3 separate regions of the Mus musculus genome follow, and all the other regions are linked to region 1. Evidence: chromatin loops called from intact Hi-C (ENCODE). Cell type or tissue: gastrocnemius. All regions are shown on one strand.

Region 1 (2,500 bases):
TGTTCACATTCAACTAGGGAAATAAAACCATGTTGTTCGTTAAGAAACTTCAAGTGTAAGATTGAAGAGGCTTCCTATTAAACTTCATAGTTACTGCGATCTGCTTCAGTCTGCTAACTGTTTTGAGCCTGGGCTCCTTTGCTAACAAATAGAATTGGTACCAGCATCTTGGTGCTTGCTGTGTATTGTGCAATGTTGAAATAAAGTAATTTAGGCATGTTCCTGAGAGCAAGCATAGTCATGGGGATCCCAGTTGGTCTTACAAAGGATATTGTTCAAGACATACTATGTGTGTGTTCTAAACAGCACAATACCGTTGAAACATTGAGTTGCTGCATGAAATAAATCAGATAAATGTTAAACTAGGTGAATAAAAGTGCAGAGCCTTTGAAATACAAAATTCTTTGTTTTTTTTTTCATGGTATTTATTTCAATCTTGAAGTATTCTGTAAAGATGTTCAATGAGAATGGCACAATAAATTACTTAGCTGTATAAATCCATTACTGGGACCACAACGGGACCAGTTTGCAACAATGGAGAATTGAGAGTTGGTAGATAATATTTTTCTAAATGAGTGATACTGCCAGTATTCCTCGTGGGACATCATAAAGAGTGTGCCTGACTTTCTGTATGGATGGACAACCTGAACTTTGTAAGTCAGGATTTCCTGAACTAGGACCTTTGGAGGAGTCTCTAGCCTCCAGTGACAGCATCACACTATGTAACAGGCTGTCAGACACCATAACGTCACTCCCTAAAGTGTCACCTCTATGGACTGTAACAATGGTGCGGCCCGGAGCATTTCAGAGCACCCTTGGGCCGCTCAAGACTCACACTGGGGAAAACGTGGAGATGTCAGCTTTAGAGGGCTGTCTATCCCTCCATCTGGATTCTGTACTCAGAGTTCACAGTCTCGCTGCGCGGCGCACGATTCAGCTTGATCAATTCTGCCATCTAGTGGACACCTTGCACTCCCGCTATGCGATCTTTCAGGTTTTCTCTGATCTAATTGAGGGGCAGGTATTGATGCTCAAACCCTGGAGTGCTGGTTGGTAGTGGGTGGGGAAAAGGAGAAGGGAGATTGTAAGCCTCTCATAAGAAAAGTCATTATTGGATATAAATAAAAAAAATGGGAAGGAGCAGTTCCTGGGGCCTTACCTCCAGAAAGTCAAGCAGTGGGAGCCATGCTGGGCTGTGTGGCTTCAGATCAGCAGAGAGAGCAGCAGGCGCAGGACCACCTGTTAAGTGAAAATCCAAAAATCTTCAAAGACCTTCCAGAGCCAAAATCCTATGATGAAAATCCCCCTGGGTTTCAACCATCTTTGAAGGCAGCTCCTTGTTAGCTGTGCCCCCTCCCTTTTCTGAGAGCTGAGTGTGCTCTGCCCCAACCCCAGACTCTAAGTTGATTTTATTTTTTAAGAAAAAGGTTATTTGTGCTCCTGCAAAGACCCAAGGAAGACATATGATTTCTAATGTAACGTCCCCCTCTTTGCAAGCTGTGATACTAAGTCACCTTATACCGTACATGAGGATACTGTATTAAACTAACAAAAATATCTTATAATTCAAATTGCTTCATTCTTTGTCAGAGAAACAATATATAGGGTTTGGAAGTGGGGTGTTGAGTGCAAAAACTGTTATTCCCATAATTTCCTTGTCTCTTCCCATGATTGCCAAAGTACGTCTAGAGTAATGAGCAGAAAGAAAAGCAGAAATGGAAGGCTCAGGTGAAGATCAAAATTAAGACTTGTTACAAATAAAAAACAAAATTAGAATTGTCTACAACGTTCTAGATGAGCCCCTAATACTCGGAGGAATGCGCACACTTGCCCTGCTTTTCAACAGAGACCAACCTGAAAAGTTTCCCGAAAGTCAGTATACAAAATGCAGAAAATAAGAACCTTCATCACACATAGTTTCCTATAAAATGTGTTATTTGTTAAATTTTAATGAGCTGGAAGAAAGTATAAAGTAGAAAATAATCCCGTTTCCGCATGCGGTGGGCTTGTGCATGCTCACACACATTTACATCATTAAAACCTTTTGATTTTCTCGTCCTTGAGTCAGTTCTTATTTTGCGCTTTCTTTCCTTATGTTTACCATTGCCTCCGGTAACTTGCAAGTTTATTAAAAGCATACCTTTTATCGCTTTTTAAAAAATGGTTCAAAATACAAAACATACTGTCTTGAAGTATGTATACATTGAATAACTAAGTAAGTTGATTTGTGCCTTGTCTCGGATCCTTATGGTGAGGATATGTGTAATCTCAAATTTAAAGCATGAAGTACTTAGCTTTTAAGTACCCTTTTCAATGTTAATGATAGACCTTCTGAACTTAATGCCCTGCCTACTTGAAATTTGTGGGCTTGGGTTTTTTGTTTGGTTGGTTGGTTGTTGTTTTGACTAACCTCTCCTGTCCCGTGCCAACCTCTCATGAGCTCTCACGGTTTATGCTTTATTTATTATACGTACCCTCTGAAGAGGTCTGATGCATGCTA
Region 2 (2,500 bases), 420 kb before region 1:
GGAGGGAGGATGGCGTGTGCAGGCCCAAACCAGAGTAACTGGGTCGTGTATTCAGCTACCAGGGGTGCACCCCCCACACACACACACACGCCCGAGCTTCTTGCTGGGGACCCCTGGCCCCTAGGTTCCTAGTCGCCAGACAACCAGCATTTTCCCGGTCAGGGGCAGCATACAGCCAGGCAAGAGTAGATGCGAGCGGGTTAAGAGCCCAAGGCTAGGGCATCCCGCGCGCGTGCGCACTGGTAGCCACCGAGCTCAGACCGTGGTGGGGGCGAGTCCGAGCGGACTGAGTGCGTGGAGCGTGGCGGGGGGGTGGGGGATGGGGGGGGGAAAGGGAGGGAGCAGAGCCCGCACATGCGCACTGAGCGCGACTTGGGGGAGTCAGCTGCAGTTCCCGGTTTCAAAAATTAGGCGCTGTCAGAGGTCGAGTTCCTCTCCTAAGTGCCTTTGAGATCAGTTTGAGTGAAAAGGGAAGAAGACGCAAATCTCATATTAGTTAAAAATTCTCTTTTTACATCCCAACTTGCCTAAGTCAAAAGTCAGTTAACGGATGCAGAAGTTTCAAATTTGGTTTTGCAGGTTTAATTTTTATTTTATTTTTTATTTTAATTTTTTGTTTATTTTCAAAAGAATTGGATGAATACGACCTAGGCTTTTGCTTTGTTGTTAAGATGCAATACCCCGCGAACTGATTAGACTAGAGAGGATTTATATCTGGACGAAAGGATTGGGGTGCTGCAAAGCCCTCGTGTTCTCCCTCAGATCGTCCCCCTCCCCCGGTGGAATGGGGAAGAGCGTCCCAGTCTGCTCTGAGGGAGGTGGCTAGGAACAAATTGAAGGGGTGAAGGGAAGCGGAAGGGACTGGCAGAGAGCTTGATGAAGACTTGGCAAAGAGGGTGGATGGAGAGAAAAGAGACCGCGCATTTATCGAGTAAAACGAATTGCAAGCATAAGTTTGTTTAATAACTCCGACGCCTAGCCTCAGCACAGCACAATGTATACAAACTTCTATAGACGAGAATCGGAATAAAACAAAACGTTGACAATTTCCAACCGCGGAAAATCACTTGCACAGGTCTCTTCTCTCCCTCCCGCCCCTGCCAAGTGTTGACAATAAACATTTAATGAAGGCAGAGACCTGGCCGTCTCCAGACAGTGTCAGAATACTTTCAGCAGACCATTAGCACGGCTTCTTCTACTTCAAACATCGCGTGGCACACCCTTACATTATTAAAAAAAAATACAACGTGTGAGATAAATAATCCGTTCACAAAGCTATCTTAAGTGGTCTGCAGGAGTTCTGACGCCCCTGTACTTACTAACAGAAAGTAACTCATTGTAGATTACTCGCGCTTAAAAATGTTAAATACAGTTAATGCAATATTAATCGCCCTTTGGTGATATAAAATGCAATATTTTCAGGCAGCTATTGAGCTTTTCCAGAGGAAGGGCTGATGAGAAGAGTCGCAGCTGAATAGTGAGAGAAAAAGCCTGGTATTTATTGCTTTTGTTTGGCTTTTGGCTACAGAGACAGGAACCTTCTAATGGGGTAAGGACATTTATTTTATCTGCAATCTATTGCTGAGAGAGCAGGGGCGGCAGATGGGGCTGGTGCGATATTCACAGTGTAATTTAGAGCAAATCCTAATAACTAATAATGATTTATGTTAATTTTGATCATCTCTGCGACTTTATCAAATCGTTGCGATGAAAGAAAGAAAAAGAAAGAGAAGCTAAATGTGCAGAGGGCTCTGAGGCTCACGGGTTTGGGAGCTCGCGTCCTGGGCTCTGCAGAATCTTAAAATGCATTCTGTTTTAGCAATGGAAATGTAGGAATTTGAAAAGGCAGGTAGGTAGGGTGCCTTTGACGAGGTACAGAGATGTTTGGATCAGGCTTATCTTTCTTGTCAAATCTACTTAAAATGTGTAGCCTTTCAGCGGCAAGCGCTTTTTATCTGTTTTCACTAAAACCGAATACGTTTTGGTTGTTTTGTTTGCCTACATTTAAACTAAACTTAAAAAAAAAATCCTCATGTTGGGTGCAGAGGGGCGGGGGCGGGAGCTATCTTGGGACTGGGAAAGCAGGGAACAAATGTAAGTTAATAGAGTCTTCCGAATGGGTAATCTTAATGTCTAGGTTCCAAGTGAGTTTAAGCTCGGCCAGCAATCTCTTGGCGCACACTGCCACTCCTCTTGAAGAAGTTCTTTTACTGGTTCCTTGAGTCCACTGCCAACTAACTCCTAATCTTTACCTTCCATCTGACACATGTTTGCCAGCATCAACTTAGGGAAACCAATTTCGGCCTTTACCACCCATCTCTACCTCCTTCCAAGAAATTCCCAGGCTTTTAAACTTAAACCGGTCTCTTCTCTCTTGACTTCCTTTGGTAAAGTGGCACACGAATAGAACTCCCAGGGGCTTCCAATTGAAACCCGGTTTTGCACTGAAATCCGGACTATTTTCGGCTAGAGTCCCAGCAGTTTTGAAAGGAAGGGCGCA
Region 3 (2,500 bases), 570 kb before region 1:
TGGCAATGGCAGGAAGCCCAAGGACCAATTAGTGTGTGTGTGTGTGTGTGTGTGTGTGTGTGTGTGTGTGTGTTCACTCATGCATGTTAATCTACTCCATAAGACTTCCCTCTGAGAATAGAAAGGGCTCCTAATATAGTTTGGATCTGGATTTGGGTAGCACTTAGGTCAGGTTCATGACATTTTAAATTATTTTTACTGTGACTCCATGTCCCCATCTGAGAAATAAGAAGACAGCAAGTTTTGAGGGCTAAGCGAGACTGTGCACATGACTCACACAGTATTTGTCATTAAGGAGGAGTTCAGAACTGGCAGCTGTCACTGGATAAAATGCACCCTCCAGGAATTTTGGTTGACTTCTAGTTCTAAGCAAGATTCTGAATAGAAAAACAGGGGAGATGCAAACATCAATGCAAAACACTTCCTGCTTTAGAGGGGCTGGCATTCCAGTTGGGAAGATGGATACATATAATTACAGTGGATAATAATGCATGGCAAGATGCCAAAAGGAGCTATCATAACTAACTGAGATCACAAGGTGAGTCAATTACTTCCTTCTGAGAAGATGATGGAGGGCCTCTTGAAAGGGATTCTATTGGTTTTTAAGTCTCAAAGAATGAATGAAATTTTAATATGGGATGAACTGAATGTGCAGAGGAACGAAGACATAGAAGCGAGAACGTGAGATAGGAATGTCTGGGTGCTCCAGTTGTTGGAAAGTGCGTGTGGTAACCTAATGGCGAAAATAGTTTGGGAAATAGGCTAGAGAAAAATCAATAGAAAGTAATGAAGGCTAGGCTTAAGTCTGGCTCGTATTTGTGATGAAGTGGGGAGCCCAGATACTTACTCTGCCAAGAGACAAAGTTTTCTGAGTGCTGCAGCTGGAAATAGAAGCTGACAGGTGGCACCCGGGCAGAGCATGCGCAGAACCATCCTGTGTGTTAACCCATTTAATCTCCATGAAACACAGAGAGAGGCGTTTATTACTGCTGCCAGTGTATGGAGTAGGAGTTCAAAGAATAGAAATTAAATCAACTGCCTGTGAATATAGAGCAGTTAGAATTGGAGGAAAGGTTAGACCCAGCTAGTCTGGCTATGGCGTTCCTGCCCTTGATCAGTGCAAGAACAAGGCCACCACTGGGGGGCAGCTGAGACAGAAGGAGGAGTTGTAACTTGCTTAAAATAGAATCATGATCCAGAGAGAGTATGAGGTATGACAAAGACAGTATTGATGGGACTAAGAAATCAGTTTCATTTTATTCTGTTATTAAGTAAATTAAGTAAATTCAGTTAAAAAGTAAATGTGGCCAGCTTTATAAATCAGAAACACAATTCGGGCCATCGTTTCATTAAGGTAGCATGTCCTGTACTGATCCATTAGATCAATGCTTCTCAGCATATGGATCATAATCTTTTTAGAGCAGGTCACATATCAGATACCCTTGAATATCAGATGTTTGTATTGCAACTCATTAACAGTAGCAAAATTACAGTTATAAGCTAACAAGAAAAATAATTTTATGCTTGGGGTCACCAGATCATGAGGAACTATATTAAAGGGTCACAGCCTTAGGAAGGCTGAGAACCACTGGACTACAAAGATACGATCGGACAGGCCTTTAGATAGCCTCGGACAGTATTGATTTTTTCCAACAGAAGTCAAGGAAGGCACACTTAATTTGGATGAGATGACTATGTTTAGGGGTGATACCCTTTCTGGCTCAGCTCTCCTCCTCTGTTGGAAGTCACTCTATTTTTAGAAATTTCATGGAAGATTTTTCAGGAATGGGGAGAGTTGGGATGCAGAGACTGGTGGGGGTTTCTCCAATCAATCCTGGACCTCTATATGCATGGGAATGGGGATAGTGAACATGAGAAAGGGACGTGGTTGGAGATAAGCAAACAACAACAACAAAACAAAAACAAAAATAAAAATTTATCCAACCTTGTAGTAGATCTGAAGGCCTGACCTGCAGGCTTACCAAGGGGATGTGCTGAAGAAGTCAATGAGATCTCTGTGCAAAGCCCCTTCACAAAGGAGCAGCCAACACCTGGGAGCTGTCCTTGAACATAGGCCACAGTGTGACCTTGCAATTAAGATGGACTACAACTGCATAAACTTGGAATTTAGAAGTGTTCTGGTGGGTTTTAAACCTCTTTGAAAGACACTCTCAAGGCTCAATCCACAAGAAGCCCCTTTCTTAGTAGAGCTGGCTGCTGAACCTGTCGGGCACTTTCATTGCTGGATTCAAGAAGCTAAAGCAGAAAGAAGAGTCACAGAATTTATGAGAATAGACGAAGTCGACAGTCATATTCCCAGGGAAATGAGGCAACTCATAAAATATAAAATACTTAGCTTTTATACTTTTATAAAATACTTTTATAAAATATAAAAGATACTTGATAAATACAAATGTAATTTCTTTTTTAAGGAAAAAATCCAAATTTATGAACTATTTTCTCAGATTGCAGAATTGGCTGGACTATGGAGACAAACAAC

The links. Hi-C counts contacts between places; a loop is a spot of excess contacts. Peaks named below come from ENCODE experiments on the same cell type or tissue, not always from the same donor. Only the 100,000 strongest peaks of a DNase experiment are listed, where the experiment ranks them.
Region 2: it touches region 1 in a loop (3-fold over the local background); 10 of 42 quality-filtered maps call a loop at or near these places.
Region 3: it touches region 1 in a loop (3-fold over the local background); 7 of 42 quality-filtered maps call a loop at or near these places.

What each region holds. Positions count from the first base shown.
Region 1 is chr14:104,037,500-104,039,999 of GRCm38, reverse strand. It overlaps Gm41238 (a long non-coding RNA gene), which reads right to left. Exons shown (of 3, transcript XR_874926.1): 2 at 1,160-1,239; 3 at 393-1,046. Among named protein-coding and RNA genes, the nearest start is that of Gm41237, 3.8 kb to the right of the region's middle. In gastrocnemius, a CTCF peak has its summit at 970 (motif pointing left); a DNase peak (open chromatin) is centred at 933.
Region 2 is chr14:104,458,268-104,460,767 of GRCm38, reverse strand. D130079A08Rik (RIKEN cDNA D130079A08 gene) reads left to right here and starts at 1,432. Exons shown (of 5, transcript NR_168067.1): 1 at 1,432-1,549. In gastrocnemius, no CTCF peak of the experiment used is centred here; DNase peaks (open chromatin) are centred at 206, 839 and 1,081.
Region 3 is chr14:104,609,167-104,611,666 of GRCm38, reverse strand. No RefSeq gene overlaps it. Among named protein-coding and RNA genes, the nearest start is that of Gm35680, 9.8 kb to the right of the region's middle. In gastrocnemius, a CTCF peak has its summit at 1,129 (motif pointing right); a DNase peak (open chromatin) is centred at 1,048; H3K4me3 peaks cover 767 bases; H3K27ac peaks cover 979 bases.